Linked DNA regions of Homo sapiens: regions 2 and 3 are each linked to region 1. The links are chromatin loops, found by intact Hi-C in ENCODE. Cell type or tissue: MCF 10A. All regions are shown on one strand.

Region 1 (8,000 bases):
AAATTTTTTTTCTACAATAAAACAACTTCTCATCTTAAGAATACAATATTTTAAAATGCTACTATTGTCTATGAACACATTAAAAAGTAAAAAGTTCCACACAATTCTGAGGGAAAATGTTTATTCAAACTTCCATCAACAAAGAGAGGCAATGAAGGCAATGCTAGGAGCCTTTGAGAGAACACAAGCTATTCCGGGGCCAACTTTTACATTTAAATCTAACAAAACTTTAAAACTCCAGGAGAAAAGATCTAAAATTATTTTTCTGCAAAGACCACAGAGTTGACTCTCTAGGAGGGCTTCTCACACCTGAACAGCACTGAAATCACCTGGAGGGCTTCTTAAACTCAGTTCACTGGCCCTACCCCACAGCGTGATTCAGTACATCTGGGGCAGCCCCTTGAATGTGCATGTCTAACAAGTTCCCAGGTGATGCTGATGCTGCTCGTCCAGGAATGCCACTTGGAGGACCATTTTCCCCTATGAAGTATCTGTCTATAAGGAAGCAATAAAATCCTGGTTCTAGGCTCACTGATCCACAGCAGTCTATCAAAGATGGGAAAAGATTCAGCTGTCCAGGGACTACCAGAGCTTTTACAGTGAGCTCTCCTCCAGGTTTCCTCTTACAAATGCTACCAGGTACAACACTTTCCTTCTGGAATGCTACAACCACCCCAAACCAACATGATCTCTGAAAATATTTCACTTCCTACTCAGTATCTAACTGCAAGTGGGAAGAAAAAGAAAGCCTGCACATAACCAAGTCATAAATCAAGCAATATATCTCACATAAAACTGGAAACACCAAGAAATCCATTCTGGAAATGGGCTGGGGGGAATGAGATCTAGAATTATGTGGCTTTTACATTTCTGTGTCTTATCAGTGAATTTTGCACAGTGAAATTTTACTACATAAAGGAAAATATTACAGAAGTACCTACATCAGCTACACAGGGAGGACAATCCACACTTAATTATCTAAGCAGAGCTGGACTACTTTACAGGAAGATAAATGCTAAGTAACTCAAGCCCAGTCTCTCTTGTATGTCCTCTGACATCAGAGGGAGTTTTCTCTCCATAGATTATCACCAGCATGAAACCACTGGCAATCAACACTGGTACTTACATCCCTTACCTCCTTTCTGGTTCATCAGAAGTTTGAAAGTGCTACAAATACCATCAGCACCATAAAATTATTCTATTTAGAGTTGGAATGAGAGAAGATCAAACTTTCCTTTTCTATATACCACATTCCAGAATAAGTGATTCTTGCATCAGAACTTGCCAGGCAATTTCACAGATAATGAATGAAATGGAATAAAAGTGTGGTTTATTCTTCCACAGCCACAATCTCTCAGTAATGCTGAAAGAACAAAAACTAGCCAATACATAAGGCAAATTTGATCCAAGAGAGTTCATCTGTGTGCAGGGAAAGGTAATTTTGTGATTGTCTTTAAAGGATTCCAACCAATGCTCACTATCAAGATAGAAGTAGCCAGTTATAGTACAATCTATCCCATATAATCAAATTACTGTGCTGGTAAATGACTAAATCTAGGTATAAGAGAGGAAGTTCTACTCAAAACACAAGTCTAAAAACTGTGAGTAGTGTGCACTCATTGAGAGCAGATTTACTAAAATAGCACTACAGATAAACTAAACAAATTTCTCATTTCCTACCTTTAGGAAGAAGATGATTAAAATGAGGCTGTGAGATGTACTCCAAAGAGAATGGGCTACTCAGTCACACAGACCCGGCTTCTAGCCCTTGTTCTGCCACTTACAAGTGAAATATTGGGTAAATCTTATTCCAAAGATGCAGTTTCTCAGTCTGCAAGGTGGGGACGATGATATCTCCACCATAAAGTGGTTGTGTGGGAAATCCATCAAAGTGCCTACTATTACCCAATTTTTATTCCCTCCTTTTCCCACAATAAGTGGGCACAGCAGCCAGACAACAGAAATGAACAAGGGATTTGTGTGGATCTCTGAGCAGATCTGGCTGCCTCAAATAGAGGGTGGAATACTGGAAAATAACACATAATAGATGAGACCAAATTATAAAGGGTCTTGGAAATCAAGCCTAGAAGTGGAAAACACAGGTAGCAGGACAGAGTCACTGCATCTTCCTGAGCAGGGGAATAACATGATGAAAACAGGGCTTCAGAAAGATGAAGGCAGGCCTTTCTTGACACGCAAAATTGCAACTTCCCGGTTCCTTTCCTTTCAGAATATGTCACTCTCTTCCCTTCTACACCCTTCCCCATCCCTCGTCCCCACCTCCTTACCCACTGCAATAGATCCTAGTAAAAACTGAGTATTGCTATTTAAATTGTGAAGATGTATATGAAGATTCAAATATATGAAGATCTGGGGGAGTAAATCTTTGGATGGTGCTATATCTCACTTCTATACTACAATTAAGGGGCTTCTCAATCTTTTTGGAGTCCCAGCCAGAAATAAGATTGAGTTTGAGTTTAGAAAGAGCCCTCTATGGTATTCAAGTGCATGGGGTATAGGGGATGTCACAGAAAAAAAAGTTTCCTATACGGCGACTTCAAAACTGGAGATCAAAACAATGGGACCCAGGCCTTGGACACTTAAACCCAGCCACTGGACTTAAAATAAGACCATCAGTCACAAATAAGGATGCCAAGAACTCCACTACCATAACTGGAAAATCTAGGTAAAGTTTCCACCTCAGAGACAATGGGACAAGCAGAAATTCTGCGTAAAAACACAAGCCACAAATGTCATCCTAAATTAGGAAGGAATTCTTCACTGCACCTCAATAACTCTTCATAGTGTTATAAGGGTTCCAGGGGCTCTGGATAACTAAAAGTTTCTTAAGACTTATGTCAGAGCTTGGGACTAGAATCAGGATTTCTAACTGGGAGTAAGGCACTTCAGGAGGGATAAACACTTTCTGCACACTCCATAGACAGGCAATTCAAGGCTCTTTTCAGAATTCTTTTCTCTTCCCTCTCCAGTTTCCAAGCTTCGGATATGGCTTTTTGGTGGCTTGGTATTACTAGTACTAGCTCTAAACCTGGAATGTGTATGTGTTTCTTTTCCCACAGTGGAATCATACTAGTTATAGGAAAAAATGAAAAAGAAACACATGACAGGTGGAATAAGTCAGCACATAGAAATTCTGTAACTAAAGAGGAAGGGAAAGTTTTAGTTTGGCATTATATTTTATGTGAATAATATAACTTGTCTCTTTACCAGATGACTAAATAAAAAGTTAAATTCACTAGGCGACTAAAGCTGATTAGCTTTTTACTATTGCCATCTACTGTCACCTGGTAAATCTTTTAATAAGGCTAAGACGGTGTAATTCTAAGATTGGTCCACTAGATGGCAACACCAGATCAACAAATCAACTCTCCAGCAAAACAAAAACTTAAAAATACCTCACAAATCCGTCTATTTATAAACAAATATTAAATTATAATTGGGTCCAAAAGTCCTTAGTTTTTATACTGGAATCAAATTGCTCCTGTAATAATCACTATTAAATAGGGCAAAAATGAGGGAAGGACACTGGGGCAGCAAAACAATTTGCAGCTTTGTGGTCATCACCATACTATTCAACAACCCTTAATATTACATATTACACATCTATTAGGTTCTTGAAATAGGAGGACCATTGAAAACTCTTCACTTCAAAATGTACCTGACAATATTACAAGGGTATTTCAGCCAGATCCACATTGAGAACATCAATCTTACCAGTTGTAGTCTCCTATAATACTGATTGTGTTGGATGCATCGGCAGCCCATGTAATGGGTCTCTGGTTGAGAACTTGGCGTAGCGTGAAGTGATGCTCGCCAGGGTCTTCAATATTTGTAAAATATTCAAATACACCAGTTTGATCAGCAAAGTTTGGAGCTTCACTAAAAAATGGGTAATCTGTTCAGAATGTAAGAAATTCTCTGTTTAGTATCAAATCCTTCAGAAGCTCTCCTTGCTGATATTTTATAGTATGTCTGAAACACTTCTGAAAGCTTTTAAATAAATAAATAAAATCTAAACCAAAGTTTAGGGCCTAGGTCTAATAAAGATACATTAATTTTTGTATCATCATTACTAAATATCAAGATGATGAGTTCGACATATAGATGCTGCATAATATTTAATCCAGGCATCTGGTGTAGAGGAAAGGTCATGAGTTTTGAAGTAAGACCTAGATTCAAATTCGAGTTCAGTCTGTCGCCCTGGACAAGCTATTTAACTGCCCTGCATCTAAAGTTTCTTCATTTCCAGGTTTGCAGGAGGACAAGAGAATTAAAGAAAAGATAACAGGTACATAAGCCAGCACCTGGCAAGGGCTCAATAAGGGATAGCTTTATTATTTCTAATATCTGTCAAGCAAGGTTCCAAATCATGCGTCACAATCATCTGCCAAAAGAGCATAAGAAAGGTTTACTATATCAAGCATAAAATTTACAAATTTTCTTCTACTTCTAAACTGCAGCAAAAACCAGTTTTGGGCCTAAGTTATCAATCCCTTTTTAGTTTTACTAAATTAAATTATAGTCTTACAATAATGAATGCTGTAGAGGAGAAATTTTACATATCTTATAGCTCTTATACCTCATGCTTTTCCAAGTGTTTTTGCATTCATTACCTCATTTGAGACATTTAGAACCCTAACAAGTATCTCCAGAGCCTAGCTTATAATATTTAACTTAGTTTTAAATTTATATTGTAGCTCATAAAGTATTACATTTTATATTTGAAGGTTTGAAATTGCCTCTTAGTCTTCAGGGTCACAAAATATTGGTCTTGGTGCTGGCAGTTCTTCAATCTCATTATCTAGGCCATATCCCACACAGATTCCTCACTTACTGAAGGCAAAAGTCACTTTTGCTAACAGAGAACCAAGCGAGCAACAGATTTTAAAGACCCTGTGTTTCACAAAATTAATGGGTTTATCTAAGAGGCCATTTCAAAGAGTTGCAGAAAAACAAACCACCAAGCTCCCCCTGAGGATCACTGTTGTCTGTATTATAGTTGAGAGGACTCCATTACACAGTCCAAAAGGCCTTATACTCCAGCCAACTAGATCATTTCCTGAGAAAGGGAGGCGAGACCCTGTAGCAGTGACTGGGAAAGGGTGATAGGAGTGTCCATCTTTGGTGGAACAAGCAGCTCTGCAGCAAACAGGAGCTTCAAGTGATGCTCCAGCAATGCCAGCTCCCTCCCTATTACTCTCCTGCTGCTACAGATTTTAGGAGCAGATTACAAAGCCACCTGACCCTGTCTGTGAGACCCATAAACCTACAGAACACCACCAAGCAGTCAACAAATTTTGTTACTTACTCACTAGGAATATAACTACAATGACCATGTCTTCTAACTTTTTTCCAAGTGGTTTTCCTAAATCACCTATAACCAAAAACTTTTCTAACAACTTTAGGACAGATCTTCCTAGAAAACCAAGAAAGCTCAATTAAAAAAAAAGCACGGGATGGTATATAATGAGTTGGATCAGCCAAGGACAACATAACTGCCCATAAGCACTCAGTTCACTAGCACTGCAGAAAGACAGATATGAATGTGTCTTAACCTCCACACAGAAGGAAGATGTCAGTAATGGCTAATGGGGCAGTAGCAAAGTTACAAAGTTTAAGTTTCACCAAAAACAAATCAGAACTATAACTTTCATTCTAACAATGAACCCTATATTTTTTTCTGAAACTGAAAAATACAGGGTCCTCAAATTTAGATTTACCATAAAGTAATGCAAAAAATTAGCCCTCCTTTTACCGCATATGAGATGTAGGAGGTAAATGAATGTGCTTTTGACAGCCACTCCATCATGCACCCAGTTTGACAGGTAGAAATCAACACACTACTGTTAAATATAGAGACCAAGTTAAGTTTTAGTGAAAAATACTCACCAACATTGAAATCATCCTTATAGGTACTTGGGAAGGGCTGGGATTTTGGAGGAAGCGGGTAGCTGCCTTTGCGACCAGTGGTGAGAGTGGTGAGTGTGAACAGCTCATCTTCATGCAGGCTCAGTGTGAAACTGCCATCGCTGTCAAGGAGCTGAAAAAGAAGACACTACTGTATTCAGGACCAGGTACTATAGCTCATCTCATGTGGACAGAATAGCTTTAAAAAAATTAGCTTAAAGAAAAGTCCAAATCATTTCTGTTAGAACTTCCTAAACATTTGTGGAAAACTCACCAATATCAAGGCCCTTGGAATCTTTTTTTCCTAAGTATTTTAGAAAACTTTATAAAATTATGCTTTATAATTTTAAACAACCTTACTTCATGGAAGGAAGGACTAAATAATCTCAAAATCTATTTCTATTAGCCTATTCTTTTCCACTACACAGTAAGCTCCTTAAAGCTTGGATATATTCGATACATGCAACTAAGAGACCTGCTTTTTTCTCTCAGTAATTTACTAAGGTAAAAAAATTCATAAAATATCACTGTCGACCCAGCTGTTAATCACAGAAATCCTTTTACAATTAAGAGAGAAAAATCCTGCTCATTTTATGATCAATATATATTTCAACTAGCAAGTTAGGCTTATGTCACACTTACGATCTTGGCAACTTAATCTCTTTAAGTCACAATCTCCTCATCTACAAAATGAGGAAAAAATACATACCTTATAGACTGCTGTGAGGATTAAACCAGATAATGCTTTTAAAGTGCTAAGCTTAGTGTGTGACCAATGGAAAACGCTCCCAGTATCAAAGTTGTTCTATGCTAAATGTAGATCTCTGAAGACACTGGAATCCTTTTATGAAATTTGAACAGTTTTTTTCTATTTTGAATAAAAGGAGTTATTATCCTTGTTTTAATGGTAAATTGATGATCAGATCTATGAAATACCTGACCGTTATATTCAGGTTGAAGAATAACCCCAAATGACATTATTTTTCTTATGAGGAAAATCAATTTTATTATGCCATTCCTAGCAATTTGTTACACAAAAAGTATGAACTTTTTTTTCAGAACTTAATACATAATAAGGTGTTTTATCACTGTTAGTGACTAGTTGGTTATCAGAACATTAATAATAACCAGAAAAAGTGGTAGACTTGTGTCAATTAAGTGAAATAATGTGCTTGTTTGGGCCAATTCGTTCTTTGAAACCTTTCCCCAGAAAGCACCATGGATGAGGCACTGTGGGAAGCACCTGGGATATAAAGCTAAATAAGGCAAGGCTCAGTCTTCAAGGTGTCCAGTGGTGCAGGAAAAGCATTTAACTAGGTAAGCACATGGCCCTAGGTGAATATGAGCTAAGACTGGTGAGGAAGCGTCAGAGGAAAAGACACTTGAATTGAGTCTCAAAAGATGACAAAGTTGAGGAGAGGCCATTCTAGGTGAAGAACACAGTATGTGCAAAGTCACAGAGGTAAATAAACAGGCATGCTATGCTTTGAAAAATGTAAGTTTAGTATGTGAAGAGAGGCCAGTTTAGTAGGACACATCTCTAGGAAGAAGACCAGTCTTCTACCTTCTGGGAGGATAATGAGGGCCATGTGCTACACTAAGGAATGTTAACTTCTAAGAAAATAATCACTGAGGTCCTCTGAGCACAGTGGTCACAAAAATCAGATCTGCATTTTTGACATTTCACTCTGTAGCAGTGTGATGGGTGACCTGGAAAGTCAGACTGGAAAAACAAGAGGCAGTTTCTGAAATCCAGGAGAGCGATAATGAAGAACTGAAACAAGAAGTAACGGTGGTAATGGAGAATAAGGAGTGAGTAAGAGAAATGTGTGGATACAACTGTCTATACTTGACCACTGGCGGGATACAGAGGGTGAGTGGGAAAGACAGAGAGTCTCAAATGGGACTTAAATTTCCAACCTGGGAAGCCAGGTGATGGCGTCACCATCCACCAAGACAAACTAAATGTCTAAGAGCTAAACACATCTATAAACACACAAACTTATAAAAATAAAAATTCTTAATTAATGACATTTCTGTGCCCTTTTACTGTTTTACTGTTGGAATACCCA
Region 2 (8,000 bases), 220 kb after region 1:
TCATGAAAGAGTCACCATCAAGGGACTCTTGGGACTATTTGAGAGAAACCTGGGCTGGGGGGAGGGGAGTGCTGGAGCCCTACAGAGCAGCAGGGGGCAGTGCCAGAGAAATATTATTCTGTGGCTGTTACCACAATTCTAAGCCACAGCAAAATGGATGGTTTCCCTTTATTGTTTTGTTGCATTCAGACAATCTGGACTAAGATGGCTGGTTCCTGAGGAGGAGTTTGGAAGTAAAGAGGAATGGTGATTTGGGACTCATAAAGACATCCCGAAAGTGGGGGTTGGGAGAGCAGGATAGCAGAGACCTGCCACTGGCAATGCAGGGCTCTCAGTGGAGTGTCCTGGCAGACTGTGAGGGCAGGGAGGAATCTGTTGTTTGACAGCAGTGAAGGGGGCAATACCCCTTTTATTGTAATTATCCAGTGGCTGACAAAGGAAGGTTTTCTTGACTCATGTGAACCCAGGAAATAGGGCCTTCGAGTCCTTTGCCTGGCGTGGCAGGGCAGTGGCACAGGTTCTGCACAAGGCAGGAAAATGGGACCTGATGCCACTGCCTGTCACATCCGTGCTAAAGAAAGGCACAATGCTCAAGGCCCATCGCACGTGATGCCCATTTCTGCACCATTACTACCCACCCCTCCTACACCCTGCAAGACTCATGGGATGGACCTTTTAGGGAGTAAAAAAAGGAAAGAAAAACTGTAAACATTCACAAGGCATAGAGAGACTGAATCCCAAAGTGCACACAAATACCATTAATACCCCCAGCTCCCAAATCTCCCCCAGGCCAGTCTTCCTGGCCTCCCAAGACCAGAGAGAAGTGGCCTCTCTCAATGCGAAATGATCTCTAAATGCCAAGAGGTGTTTTTGAATAGAATCATGCAAAACTTAAAAGGGTCCTCATGAAACAGATGAAGATGATGGATACAACAGTACCACCTGCAGTCAAACCATCTCAACCTGCAAGAGGAGCCTCTGGCTAAAGGTCAGTTATTTCGCAGGCTGGAGATTAATCACAGAGCTCAAGAATATGAAAGCAAAGAGAAACAGAAAGGAGGGAGAGGTGGAAAAGGAACCTGTAACCTCCATTTTCTCTCTCTGGGAGCCACATATAGTGAAGAAAAAGCATCAGGGTTGGGAGGTCTGGTGTGGTTAGGAGGTCCAGTGTGGGTGGTATTCTAAATGTCAACATAAACGGTAAGTCCACCCACTTCCCTCTACCAGAACTTTGCCCTTTACTGCTTCTAAAAGGATGGGTCATAGGGAATAAAAGAGGGAGACAGGATAAGAGGAAAGCAAAGACATGACCTCGCCTTTTCCCTTTAAGACCTTGGGCAAGTCACACTCCCTATCCTGGGCTGCCTGACATGCTAGCTGGGAATTTTCTGACTTTCCCTGGCATCACTGTAGTATTACAGCCAGATCATAACCTGAGAGCTGATGCGCTTCCTCACCTAAAATGGAACAGACGGGAGGGAGGGTGGAATGCTGTTTGTGTTCAGGTATGAGTCATTACCATGCATCCCACTTCCTTGAACCTGACTCTTAATTGCATGCTTTAGCCAAGATTCAGCAAAAGGAGAGCTTGGGAGTAAGTCTCCATTGGCAGAGAGCACCCATGTTGTTTGCTGCTCATTTTTCTACCCATGGGAAAAAGAACTCCTAACCTCTGGAGTCAGTAGTCTGGCCACGAAAACTCATCCAAGTGACTTGGGGAAGAGATAAGATTCCCTGGCCCCAGGTGGTGCAGAGAAGTGGGTGGTACCTCCTGGAGTCCCCATTCCTTCTATTATATGTGGTTTTCATAGTGGATTAGAGGCTTCATGGCAGTGAAGTGCCAATAAGAAGAAGGTGAGATCTGGAGTTAAACATGTCTTGATTTTATATCCCGGCCCCATCACCCACCGCTGGTGGGTGTGACCTTGAGCAAGTCACTGAAGTTGTCTGGTACCTAGGATGCCACACACACCCACCCACCCACCCACACACACATACACACACAGAGCAAAGAGTAATTGCATTTTGGTTCTGATGCACATGAGAGACTGGCAGGTTTAAACTCCTCGATGGGCCAGCAACTGTTGAAAGGCTCTTCAGTTTCTCTTTGGAATAAAAATAAACAAGTTCAAAAAGAAAAGAAAGCAAGTTGAAAAGGGACATGTATTCTTTGAGGAAGCAGATTTGCCTTCAGTGGCCAAACAATGAGTTGTGAGGTTTTTCCACTGGATCATTTATACTTTTTTGTATAGATAACAGCAGAGGATAAAACTAGTAATAGTAGAAATAATTAAATGTTTACTCTTTAATAGTAAATAATAAGTAGTTAAATATTTAAGAATAGAGTCATTAATTTTGTGTGTGTGTATGTGTGTACCTAACACAGAGGCAAGGGCTTCATGTACAGTATCTTTGGGGGATTCTAACCCGGAAAATTCTAACCTCTTGATTTTTTTAAAATCTTTTTAAGAGGCCTCCTCTTACTTTGTTCTAATCGCCTTTGGGACATCTATGGGTCTCTTTGTCAGAAAAGACCCAGAAGCCTGGGCTTATAGTATAGAAGTGGGGAGAATCCCCTACCACTGTAAGCAACGAGCATTGTTTTTATTTAATGGGAGTCACATTGTGCTGTCTTGCTGCACGGATAGCCAATTCTCTACATCTTATAACACAATAAACCAGGGAGGAGAGGGGAAGGGAAAGTACAAGTCCCCTTTGGTGAAAAAAAAAAAAAAAAAGAACACACTGGGGTGATGCCAGTTGCTAAAGGGGGCAGCACCAGGGACCAGGGACAAACGTGGAGAGGGCGTCATCTTCCGCTCCCCCTGTCCACCATTGCAGTCACAGCAGAGGCTTTCCCTGATGGGGGCTGGCGTGAGTGCACTTAGAGACAGCCTTTCCAGGGCTCTTTGCAGCAACGGTACCCCTGTTAAAAGTGAGCCCATTATACCCCAGGCTTGCATGAAGGGCGGGACCTATCTCTCTCTTCCTATACAGAGTGGCAGCATCCCAGAAATGGATGGCAGACAAGCTGCAGCGCTGTCTGTCCTAGACTGGGGGAAGAGGCTCTGTCCCAAGCCCATTTCAGTGGTAGCCACCAGAGGAGGATTCCTGCAGACCTCACTCACACTGCAGCCAGAAGCTAAAGGACAACGTCTATACAAACGGAAAGTCTTGAGCCCTGTGACAGGGGCATGATAGGGAAACAGATTGTGTTCTTGCCTGTCCAGGGCAAGGAGCTGGTGCGGCCCCCTACCCCTGCCCCCAGCCCTGAGACCTCAACATATCCCAGCACAACTCCCCCACCACCCCCTCACTCCAACTCCACTCCACATGAGGGCAGATGCCTACACTCATCACCAGGCTACTCAAGGGCTAGCCAGCTTTTACTCTTTAGTGCCACCTACTGGCATGGAGACCAAACAGCACCACCAAATAAGCCTGCCAGAAGGGCACAGTGCTAGCGTGGGAGACAAGCTTCCTAAGATCTCCACACTCCCAGCCCTGCAGAAGATAGTGTGTCAATATGCATCAGTCTTGTGTGTTATAGACCCAATACATCACTCCAACAAGCAGTATTTGAAAAAACCACTGCATAAAAGCTTTCCATAACCAAGGAACCCATACAGAGACTTGGTCCCCTGAAAGCACCCAGAAATGAAACCAAATGGTCATACACAATATACAACACAGTCATACCTTCTAGGGAAAATAAATTTTTAAAAAGTCTTAGCCAAACAATAGCAAATTCAAAAGTTAGAAGCGACAGTTTCTTTAGTTGAGAAGGAATCACCTCAAGAAATCTAGCAGTACAAAAAAACAGTTCTGACACAAAGGATCAAACTAGCATTCTAGCGATGGATCCTTACCAACATGAAAATTCTGAAATGACAGAGAACTCAACATATGGACTGTAAGGAAGACCTCAATGCAATCAATGAGATCTAAGAGAAAGTTCAAGGATCAATGAGATCCAAGAGAAAGTTGAAAACAAACATAAAGAAATCGGAAAAACAATTCAACATATGTATGTCTCGTATATGTTATATATATATACATATTTGAGACAGGGTCTTGCTCTGTCACCTAGGATGGAGTGCAGTGGCACGATCTCAGCTCACTGCAACCTCCACCTCCTGGATTCAAGGAACTCTCCTGCCTCAGCCTCCCCAGTAGCTAGGACTACCGGTGCTGGCCACCACGCCTGGCTAGCTTTTGTATTTTTAGTAGAGACAGTTTTACCATGTTGGCCAGTCTGATCTCAAACTCCTAAACTCAAGTGATCTGCCTGCTTGGACTCCCAAAGTGCGGGCATTATAGGCATTAGCCACCACACCCGACTGAGGTGGCTATATTTAAAAACAAGCAAAACTTCTGGAAATAAAAAATTTGCTACAGCAATTTCAAAATACAGTTGAAAGCTTTAACAATAGACTAGATCAAGCAGAAGAATTTCAGAGGTTGAAGACCAGTCCTTTGAATTAACTCAGTCAGATAAAAATAAATAAACATATTTTTTTAAAAAAATGAACAAAGCCTTCAAGGAATATGGAATTATGTAAAAATGACCAAACCTATGACTTATAGGCATTTCTGAGACAGGAGAAGAAGAAAAAGTAAGCAATTTGGAAAAGATATTTGAGGCAATAATTCAGGAAAATTTATCTGATCTTGCTAGAGAGGTAGACATTCAGTTACAAAAATTTCAGAAAACACCTGCAAGGTACTATATAAGATGAATATCACCAAGGCATACAGACATCAGACCATCAAGATCAATGCTAAAGAAAAAATCTTAAAGTCAGCTAGATAAAAAGGTCAAATCACCTATAAAGAAAATCCCATCAGACTAACAGCAGACTTCTCAGGAGAAGCTTTACACATCAGAAGACATTGAGGGCTTATCTTCAGCCTTCTTAAAGAAAAAAAAATGCCAATCAAGAATTTTATATCCTAATAAACTAAGCTTCATAAACAAAAGAGAAATAAAGTCTTTCACAAACAAGTAGATGCAAAGGGAATTCATCACCACTAGACCTAGCCTACAATAAATGCTCAAAGTAGTTCTAAACAGAAACAAAAAGACAAAACAATACTCACTAACATAAAAGCACACATAAGGGCAAAGTTCACAGATCCTATAAAGCAGTTATACAATTAAGACTACAAAGCAACTAGCTAGCAACACTAAGAAACAAACCTCATGTGTCAATATTAACAAAGAAACAAACCTCACATGTCAATATTAGTCTTGGATGTCAACAGCCTAAATATTCCACTTAAAGTATACACATTGGCAAATTGGATTTAAAAAATTAGACCCAACCATCTGCTGCCTACAAGACACCCACTTAATGTATAAAGACACCCATAATATCAAAGTAAAGGGATGAAAAATGTTTTATCACTCAAATGAAAAACAAAAAACAGTAGGGAATTGCTATTCTTAGATAAAACATACTTTAATTAGAAAAGAAGACTTAACTATCCTAAATATATACACACCCAACACTGGAGCACCCAGACTTATAAAACAAATTCTGCTAGACCTAAGAAAAGATATAGACAGCCATACAAAAATAGTGAAGGATTTCAACATTCCACTGACAGTACTAGATAGATCATCAAGGCAGAAAACTAACAAAGAAACTCTGGAATTATACTGGACTCTTGACCAAATGGACCTAATAAACATCTACAGAACATACCACCCAGCAACTGAAGAATATTTTTCTCATCTGCATATAAAACATTCTGTAAAATTGACCATATCCTTAACCGTAAAGCAAGTCTCAATAAATTCAAAATAATGAAATCCTATCAAGTATCTTCTCATATCACAATGGATTAAAATCAAATATCATTACCAAAAGGAATTCTCAAAACCACACAAGTACATGGGAACTAAACAACTTGCTCCTGAAAGACTTTTCAGTACACAATGAAATTAAGACAGAAATCAAAAATATTTTTGAAACAAATGAAAATAGAGACACAACATACAAAAACCTCTGGAACAGAGAAAAAACAGTATTAAGAGGGAAGTTTATAGCATTTCATGCCTTCATCAAAAAGAAAGATCTCAAATTAGCAACCTAACATCACACATCAAGAAACTATAAAAATAAGAATAAACCCAAAGCTAGCAGAAGAAAAGAAATAACAAAGATTGGAACAGAACTCAATGACATTGAGACCAAAAAAAACTATACAAAGGATCAGTGAAATGAAGTTGGTTCACTGAAAAGATAAACAAAATTGATAGACCACTAGCTAGAATAACCACATTAAAAAGAGAGAAAATGTAAATAAACAGAACCAGAAATAATAAAGATGACATTACAAATGCACAGAAAGTAAAAAGGATCATCACAGACTACTATGAACTTTTCTGTGCACACAAACTAGAAAATCTAGAGGAAGTTAATAAATTCCTAGAGACATACAACCTTCCAAGACTGAATCAGGAAAAAACAGCAGTCCTGAACAGACCAATAAGAGTAACAAAATTGTATCTGTGATTTAAAATATTTCAACAGGAAAAAAAAGCCCAAGACAAGACAGATTCACAGCCAAATTTTATCAAATGTAAAAAGAAATGCTGGTACCAATATTATTGAAACCATTCCCAAAAATCAAGGAGGGGAGATTCCTTCCTAACTCATCCTATGAAATCAGCATCATCCTGTTACCAAAATCTGGCAAGGACACAACAGAGAAAGAAAGATACAGGCCAATATCTTTGGTAAATATAGACATAAAGTTCCTCAACAAAATACCAGTGAACTGAATCCAATAGCACATCAAAAGAAAATTCTAGGGATACAAGGATGGTTCAATATACACAAATCAATAAATGTGATTCACCACATAAACAGAAGTAAAAACAAAACCCATATGATCATCTCAATAGATACAGAAAAGGCATTTGATAAAATCTAGTATCCTTTCATGAAAAAACATCCTCAACAAAATAGACATCAAAGAAACATACCTCAAAATAGTAACAGCCCATATATGACAAACCCCCAGCCAACATCAAGAATAAGAAAAAGTTGAAATTATTCTCCCTAAGAACTGGAACAACACAAGGATGTCCACTCCCACCCTGCCTATTCAAAATAGTACTGGAAGTCCTAGCCAGAGAAATCAGGCAAGAGAAAGAAATAAAAGGCATCCAACTTGGAAAAGAGGGAGTCAAATTATCTATTTGCTGATGACATGATTTTATACCTAGAAAACCCTAAAGATTCCTTCAAGACTCTTAGATTTGATAAACAATTTCAGTAAAGTTTTAGGATACAAAATTAACATCCAAAAATCAGTTGCGTTTCTGGACCCCAAAAACACTCAAGCTGAAAACCAAATCAAGAACTCAATCCCATTTATCATGGCCACGAAAACATATAAAATACCTAGAAATACATTTAACCAAGGATGTGGAAGGTCTCTACAAGGAGAAATACAAAACTGATGAAAGAAATTATAGATGACACAGATAAATGGAAAAACATCCTATGTGCATGGATAGGAAGAATCAATAGTGGTAAAGTGACTGCCCAAAGCAATCTACAGATTCAGCATAATTTCTATCAAATTAACAATGTCATTTTTCACAGAATTAGAAAAAACAATCCTAAAGTTCATATGAACAAAAAAGAGCCCAAATAGCCAAAGCAATCCTAAGCAAAAGAAACAGAGCTGAAGCTATCACATTATCTCACTTCAAACTATACTACAAAGCTATAGCTGTAACAAACAAAACAGCATGGTGCTGGAATAAAAAAAAAAGTCATGTAGATCAAATGGAACAGAATAGAGTACCCAGAAATAAAGCCACATACCTGCAACCAACTTTATCTTTGGCAAAGTCAACAAAAACAGGTAATAGAGAAAGGACATAAATGGTACTGGGAAAACTAAATAGCTATGAAGAATGAAACTGGGCCCCATATCTCTCATTATATACAAAAAATGACACAATATGGACCAAAGATTTA
Region 3 (8,000 bases), 290 kb after region 1:
TGACTGTCTCACAATAGCCTAACTTTGGGGAATATAGGTTGTCCAAGTGTCTCAGAAAGAAATATATTGCAGACATAGGCAAACAAGTGGAGGCTTGGAACTGGATGAACAGGCATCTCATTAATCCTGACAAGTGCTACACCCCCTTCCTCCAGCTTTCAGAGATGACCACCCCCACCCACCTCCTGGGTAAGGCACTGTGGCTTACCACGGAGCATCAGGGAGAAGTGAGGAGATGAAAGATCTGGATCAAATTCCACCTCACACTACCTGGTTCTCCTTAGACCCACTTAACATCTGCAAATCCTAGTGTCAGAGGTACTCAAGGAAAATGCAGGGAGAAAAAAATCAATGGACTGTAAAGTACTGTACCAATGCAAAGTATTATTATTATTATTATTATCACAATTGGTTCCTTATTTGTTCAGTGTTTTGTTGACTAGAACACAAAAATAATATTAAAGCTAAGTTCTTGGGTAAGAGCATGAGTGATGCAATACTCAAACAAGCCTTTAAATATATTCACAGCCATCTTTCTTTGGTGACACACTGCCCAGTGGACAGAAAGTCATCATTCTTGAGTGATGCTGTATCTCATGCATGGGCGTGTGTGTGAGTGTATTTGTGCTCCATGCCTTTGGTGAACTATAAGGAGAGACTGTTTGACCCTCAACACTGTCACTCTGGGAAAATTCCAGCACTTACACTTTGGAGCTTTGCTCTGAGGCAATGGGAAGACCACATTTCTGGATTTGGGGATCTAGTTACACCCCGCCTCTCTGACTGCCCTGCTCATCCTTCTAGAATGCTTGGGTAGAACTTTGAAGTAAGGTGTGACAGTTGTCTGTAGGCTCTAGAACTAGAGACTACACAGATTTCTGTTCTGATTCTTCTATTTACCAACTCTCAGGTCATAGGCACATTCTTAATCTCTCTCCCTCACTTTCTTCATCAAAAGACAAGGCTATTAAAGTGCCTACCCATAGCTATTAAAGATTAAATGAGTTACATGCAAAGCAAGAGTTACATGTGAAGATTAAATACCTGTGAAATATGATGCAAACTAAGCACCCCGTTTGCCTTGTGCTTTACTGTGGGAAGGAATTGTTTCTGAGCAATATGTCTCCAGGAAAACTCAGTCCCAGGAGAAAACAGGCGGTTGATTCCTATCTTCCCTCCAGAAACTTCACTGTTCTCCCATAGCACCCACAGCATCAGGTGGTGACTTTCAGCAGAAGACAACCAACTCCACAAGGGCAAACAGCCAAGGGGAGGCTGTAATGAACGCACAGCACCAGGATGAGCTCAGATCTGTTCACCTCTGGCTAGAAAAGAGTTCCCCGTTTTTCAGGAAGAGAAAGCTGGCATTTAAAGAGGACTTGTGCCTGAGGAGTGCACACAAAGGCTTCCACTTGCTGTTTACGTGCCAAAGTCAAATCTTGGCCCAACTGTGTGTTGTGCAGCCCTACTTGTTTAGTTGAGAGTGTGCTTTCTTATTATGGTCACCAGTCTGTCTGCGCAGGCAGGGCTGCTTTATGGATGTGCACCCTGTGCAGTCCCACAGGGCCCACGCTTAGATGGGTCCTGTGCTTGGTTTAATGCTCTAAGGGACCCCACTTCAATTTGTACTGGGTGCCACAAATTATGTAGCTGGTCCTGGTGAATCTAGCTGGACTCCACTGCTTACTAACTATGAAATACCGGGCAAGTTATTTAACTTCTCTGGGCCTCAGTCTTCTCATAGATAAAATGAGGCTAATAACAGTACCCACCTCATGTGGTTATGCAGGATTAAATGAGATAATGTATGTGGAGCACAATGCACGTTAACTAGTAAGAACTCAGTAAATGTTAGCCATGGTGATTGCTCTTTTCAAAGGCACAGGTTAAACATCCCATCTAAATCAAGTGGGGCTCACACTCATAATCTCAGCACTTTGGGAGGCCAAGGTGGGAGGATCACTTGAGGCCAGGAATTTGAGACCAGCCTGAACAATATTGTGAGCCCTTGTCTCTACAAAAAAAAAATTTTTTTAATTAGCCCGGCATGGTGGTGCACAACTATAGTTCCAGCTACTTGGTTGGCTGAGGCGCGAGGACCATTTGAGCTAGGAGTTTGAGGTTACAGTAAGCTATGATCACACCACTGCACTCCAGCCCAGGCAACAAAGCAATACCCCTTCTCTGAAAAATAAAAATAAAAATAAAAAATAAACATCCAATCCAGTGCTGGGTAAGTACCAACAGGTGCCTCGATAGTTTGATAGGGACAACCCTTAAATGAGGCTGCCAGGCTAGTGACGCAGTGACTGGCTACCACCTGGTCCTGACCAGAGGCTCTCTCTCTGATGTGGGCAGAGTCAGGTGGCTCAATCTGAAAATGCCTCACAGACTAAAATCTAATCGCATTTCACAGATATTGGTAAGAACCTGATCGCTCGCTGTCCTTCTACAAATGACAGCTTGTGAAAAAGCATCTGCACATAGAAGTGAGCATCATTCATCCAGCTTAGAAAAGCTAGTTACGGGGGACCCACCAGCTGAGCCAATAATCAAAGGCAGGTGGGACTTTCTCACGTTGAATTAGTTACTGAGAAAGGGACTAGGGTGCAGTGCAGCCCTGTCATTGACAGAGCAGAGTCTGCTCTTCCTTCTGGCGTGGCTACTGGTCTGGAGAAGTGCCTGAAGGTATTCCGTTTGCTATACACTTGTAAATCTTTCCATATATCTCAGCACAAGAAAAACCTTCTTCAAAAAGAAGTGCTTTGATATCCTCAGATAAAAGGGATCTCTGATACTAAGGAGTAGCGCTGCTTTTCAGAAAAGATTCTATTATTCACAAAGTGTGTCTATACACATTCTACCTAATAAACACATTTTTTATGTCTGAAAAGTACATAACCTTAAGCTGCTCATGAGAGCCTTTCTGGAAAGAAATTTGGCAAGCCTTTCATTTCCTTTGACAGAGCAAACCCTTGGTAACCTTTCCAAGGCAACAACCAGAGATGAAGACCACACTTCACAACGTTAACACCATGGTGTTACATTATTACTAAAATAGAAACAGCTTAAGTTCCCAGGAATATGTGATTATAGTGTGAATAGTGGATCCAATAGAAACCATCAAAGAATACACTTTTCAAAGAACTTTAGTAATATGCAAAAATGTCTGCAATATTACGTTGCAAATTTTATGATCGCAAGGGAACAGGCCAATATTTGTGTATTTCACAATTAATGAAATACACAGCTCCTCAGCTCTCACGGTTCCTCTTTCCTGACTCCTAACTAGTGGAAAATTGCTCAGGAAGAACTGGAAGAATTGCTGGGCTCTGAGTTTTCTTATAAACCTTGCGACCACATGCAACAAATGAATTTACCACTAAGTAACTGGAAAAACAATTATTTCTGCACCTCATTATTCTTACTTACATTGTATTAAGGGCTTCTTTGGAATTCTCTAACTGTATGACTCTATAAAGATCCTCCACTCTGGAGTTAAAATTTAGCCAGCTAAATGGTGCTCAACTTACAATACATTATTTTTCAATTAAAAGAAAGAAAGAGTGAGAGAGAAAATTGTGTTTTCTAAATTAAATAGAACAAGGACCCTATCTCTAGTGTTAACACTGTACAATGATACTGAAGTGGACTTTGCATTTTACTTTTGGTTTTGATGCACATTTGTTTTGCAGTAGTTTCCTGTTCAGCATCCACCTTCCTTCTGATTTTTGGGAAAGCCCCCCTTCCTGTGCATAATTGGTATGACACAGTGTCCTGCCTCCCACCACAGAGGAAACAGCTCCTAGGCAGCCAGGATGTGTGCACATGAACAAATAGGATGGCTCTGCCTAAGACTTTAAATCAAGAGTCAGTGGCTCAAAGATGATGACAGATGGCAGCTGCAGCAGCCAGCAGGCTCAGTCACTAGCTGTGGAGGTCAGAGGATATTCACTGGCCCTGCATGAGCTCTGACCCAAAGCATGTATTGGGATGTTCTCACTTGCAGGTAATAGAAAGCTCAACGCACACTCGCTTAAACAACGAAAGAAAATATATTGACCCCAGTAAATAGAAGGGGGTTTAACATTTATTTCTTAACACTTCCTGGGTAGCACCATCCAGAGCTCAAATGATGTAAACAAGACCCCATTCACCACTCCTTTTCTTCACTCTGCTTCTTTAGTGTTTGATGAATTCTAGGCAGAACAACCCAAGGGGAAAAAAATGACTGGCAGTGCCTTAGGCCTGTCTCTTTCCAGACTTACCTTTAGTAAGAAAGAGAGGTCATTTCCTCCAAAGCTCCGGCAAAAGCCCCTAATCCAGATCATATGTCCATCTTTGAACTAATAATTGTGGCCAAGCACTGGATTTCTTAGTCTAGACAAGGTGATTGTTCACCTGAGGCCTGGGGACAAAGCATGGGGAAGGGAACCACTGGGGATATGACAATGAGGACATGGGTGAGTAAGTGAATGGAATCCAGGCAACAGAATCCAAGGGCTAAGAGCCATTTGCTCAAACTCAAAGATTCCGGTGTAAGCACACACACAAAAAAGGGCAAAAACCATCGCATATCAAACGTTCTTCATTAGGCAGATGGAGCCACCATTCCTCAGTCACATAATATTATGTGGATCAATAAACATAGTTGTTCAATAAACCAAGTTCCTGGATTCCTAACAAGCTAACACAATAAATACCATTAATGCACCTTCCAATGTAGCCATAGTGTTTTTCAATGCAGCAGACAGATCATTCATTTAGCCATGTCATGAAACAAGAAAATTAGGAGTTTCCTTCAATATACACACTAATGTCTCATGAATCCAATACCGGGTATCAGAGAGCATTTTCCAAAATGTACTTCTTGAAGTGGCCCAGACTTTCTCAATTTTAATTGGTGTACAATAGATCCTCCTACAATGCGTGACACTTTTTCCCAGGTTAACAATCTGCTGAACACAATGAAACCTGACATTGGTCTTCTTGGATCCACTACAGCAACGCCCTCTGGTGTTGTTCAGGTTGCTAACACTTTTTGCCCGTATACTAAATGGTGTCAGGCCACCCAGCTTCCTTTGTTGGACGCTGTGAGTCTGTGGATTAAGCTGACCTAACCTGGCCTAGAGTGCCAGAAAAGGCTTCTAAGCCCCAGACCCACTGGTGTCATGGGCATCTTGAATACTTTTAATAGCTAACACCAATATATTTGCAGATTTGCAAGTGTAAACCTAGCATGTCATATAATTAGATTAAGAGTGTTTCTAAATAACAATGGCAATTTTCCTTCATCCAAAATGTTCTTGTTGCATATGACTTTCTGGATTTCACCTAGAAACAACATAGGTCCTGAAGGCTAGATCTTAAAACAAAAGCAAAAACCTGTGCCGCTAAACCAATCGTTAGCCTCTGAAATTTGCGCCTATAGGAAGTTGATTGTCAAAACTGTGCCTCAGAGGAAAGAACCTCTCAAAAGGCATAGCTGGGCTTCAGAGAGCAATAAGGCAGGGAGTTCCTCCTAGAGAGTATAAACAAGTTTGAATGAAGGAATTTCCCCCACCAGGAGGGCGGGGGAGCCTCTCAATGCCTGTCCCTCATTGCTGTGGACCAGTGACTGCTGGGTGTCTCTCCTGCTTCTGAATGAAGATTTTTGTTGCAGTGCTACTTCACAATTGTATGTGGGCAGAAAATCCTCAAACTCATTTTCAGCAGAGCTGGAAGAAGGATATAATCCAGAGATTCCAGCATATGTGTAAGAACTACCAAAAGAAGCGGAGATTGGACAGAAGCCATATGAACAAAAAATAAAAAGAAGAAGCTCAGAAAATGATGACAGGGCCCTAAAGTGGTAAATTTCAGAAAGTATCCGAAAATATCCAAGTATAAAGGGGAGGGTCTCACTCTGAACTTCAAAAGAGATGTCCCTGTTTTTACCAAGCATGAAACATAGGATAAAGAGGGAGAGCAGCAGAAGCCACCCTGAACTTGATCTGGTTCAGAAAACAGGGAGGTAGGACAGAAATAATACAGAAGGACCCTATTTGCAGAAACACTCTGTCACAGAAATGAAGAGAGTTAGGATGTGCTGTCTGGAAGGTGGTACCCTGACTCACCCTGCTCTCCTCTCCCCAACTCCATGAAATCATTTGGCAGAAAGCTGGTCCAGGAATATCCAGTTTGCCTGGGGCCAGGTATTTTAAAAAGAAGTTGACCCAGCATAAATATAAAACTTCCATAAGAAAAAAAATGTGAAAAGAGTAGCAAAACTTACCAATGGATGGAAAGAGGCTCACCAGAAAAATGTTTCCAAAATCAGACAAAAATTGTGACCAAGTATGAAATAATCATCTCTAAGAATCTTCACAGAGAAGCCAAAAAGTAGAAATTCAAGAAATCAGTGGAAAAATGGAACAACAAGTGAAGATGAAATGTGAGCTATGAAATTCAGGAAAGAAACAGGAAAAGGAAAAAATTCCCTATTGATCACAAAAACAAAAAATAAAATTGGAAGGAGCTCATGGCAGCACAGGCATTGTGGAAAACATACAAACTAAAGGAATAGGGAGAATAAAATTAACAAAATGAAAACTAGATTTTAAGAGTTAAAAAGTAGAAGAGAAATGAGAGACATAGAAGATGAGCAAAGAAGTTACAATATATGTATAGCTGTAATCTCCCAAAGAACAAAACCAAAACCACACAGCAAAGAAAATGTTTAAAGATGTCAATCAAGAAAACTTTAATGCAATAAAAGAGTCAAAACCTAGTAATGTTATCAGATGAAAGAGAAATAATATTTTAAGTCACTGAACAAAAAGATAAAGTCACCTATAAAAGTGGGGAAAAAAAGGCTGGCATCAGGTTTCCCCCAACAGCTGCATAAAAACTGGGAAACAGAAGAGCAACACCTGTGAGACCAGTTAAAAAGAAAATGTAAAGCCAGGCGTGGTGGCTCACACATGTAATCCTAGCACTCTGGGAGGCCAAGGTAGGAGGATCCTTTGAGGCCAGGAGTCTGAGACCAGTCTGGGCAACACAGCAAGACCTGGCTTCTACAAAATATTTTAAAAATTAGCTAGCCCTGGTGGTATGCGCCTGTAGTCCCAGCTACTCAGGAGGCTGAAGCCAAAAGATCACTTGGGCCCAGGAGTTGGAGACTGCAGTGAGCTATGTTCATACCACTGTACTCCAGCCTGGACAACAGAGCAAGACCCAGTCTCAAAAAAAAAAAAAGAAAAAGAAAATGTGAGTCAATAAAATGGATTTCATTTTGTTTCAACTATCCTTCAAATGTTAAGCTACAACTGTGAACAATGCAAGATCTCACAGAATATTGCTCCCCTGAGCCATTCTTAAGGCAACTACTTGAAGATGACTTTCAGCCAAGTAAGTGATCATGAGATAAACCACAGCAAAAGGACTAGAGATGAACATTAATGATATCTAACTATAGAGCTACGACTAAAACAAATGCAAATATCAGGGTAACAAATTAAAATCTAAATTACATACCCTGAGGTTATACAGGCATACGTCAGAGACATTGTGAGTTAGACTTCAGACCACCACAATAAAATGAGTCACACATTTTCTTTTTTGTTTCCCAGTGCATATAAAAGTTATGTTTACACTCTACTACAGTCTATTGAGTGTACAATAGCATTAGGTCTAAAAAATGTATATATACTCCTTAACTTGAAAATACTTTATTACCAAAAATTCTAATAATAATCTGAGTTTTCAACAAGTCATAATGCTTTCGCTGGCGGAGGGTCTTCCTTTGATGTTGATGACTACTGACTGATCAGGGCGGTGACTGTTGAAGGCTGGGGTGGCTGTGACAATTTCTTGAAATAAGACAACAAAGAAGTTGGCCACATCCATTGACTCTTCCTTTCACAATTTCTCTGTAACATGCAATGCTGTTAGATAGCATTTTACCTACAGTAGAACTTTTTTCAAATTGGAATCAATCTTCTCAAACCCTGCCACTGCTT

What was found. A loop is a pair of places that touch in the nucleus more often than their neighbours do. Peaks named below come from ENCODE experiments on the same cell type or tissue, not always from the same donor. Only the 100,000 strongest peaks of a DNase experiment are listed, where the experiment ranks them.
Region 2: a loop joins it to region 1, with 17 times the contacts of the local background. A loop is called at or near these places in 64 of 110 quality-filtered maps.
Region 3: it touches region 1 in a loop (4-fold over the local background); 15 of 110 quality-filtered maps call a loop at or near these places.

Annotation. Positions count from the first base shown.
Region 1 is chr14:87,941,818-87,949,817 of GRCh38, forward strand. GALC (galactosylceramidase) reads right to left here. Exons shown (of 17, transcript NM_000153.4): 13 at 5,911-6,061; 14 at 3,736-3,916. Among named protein-coding and RNA genes, the nearest start is that of GALC, 47 kb to the right of the region's middle. In MCF 10A, no CTCF peak of the experiment used is centred here; a DNase peak (open chromatin) is centred at 3,354.
Region 2 is chr14:88,165,331-88,173,330 of GRCh38, forward strand. KCNK10-AS1 (KCNK10 antisense RNA 1) reads left to right here. Exons shown (of 2, transcript XR_944121.2): 1 at 1-988. Among named protein-coding and RNA genes, the nearest start is that of KCNK10-AS1, 8.7 kb to the left of the region's middle. In MCF 10A, a CTCF peak has its summit at 3,392 (motif pointing left); a DNase peak (open chromatin) is centred at 3,401.
Region 3 is chr14:88,229,094-88,237,093 of GRCh38, forward strand. The region is part of intron 3 of KCNK10 (potassium two pore domain channel subfamily K member 10); the gene reads right to left. Among named protein-coding and RNA genes, the nearest start is that of KCNK10-AS1, 72 kb to the left of the region's middle. In MCF 10A, a CTCF peak has its summit at 4,973 (motif pointing left); no DNase peak of the experiment used is centred here.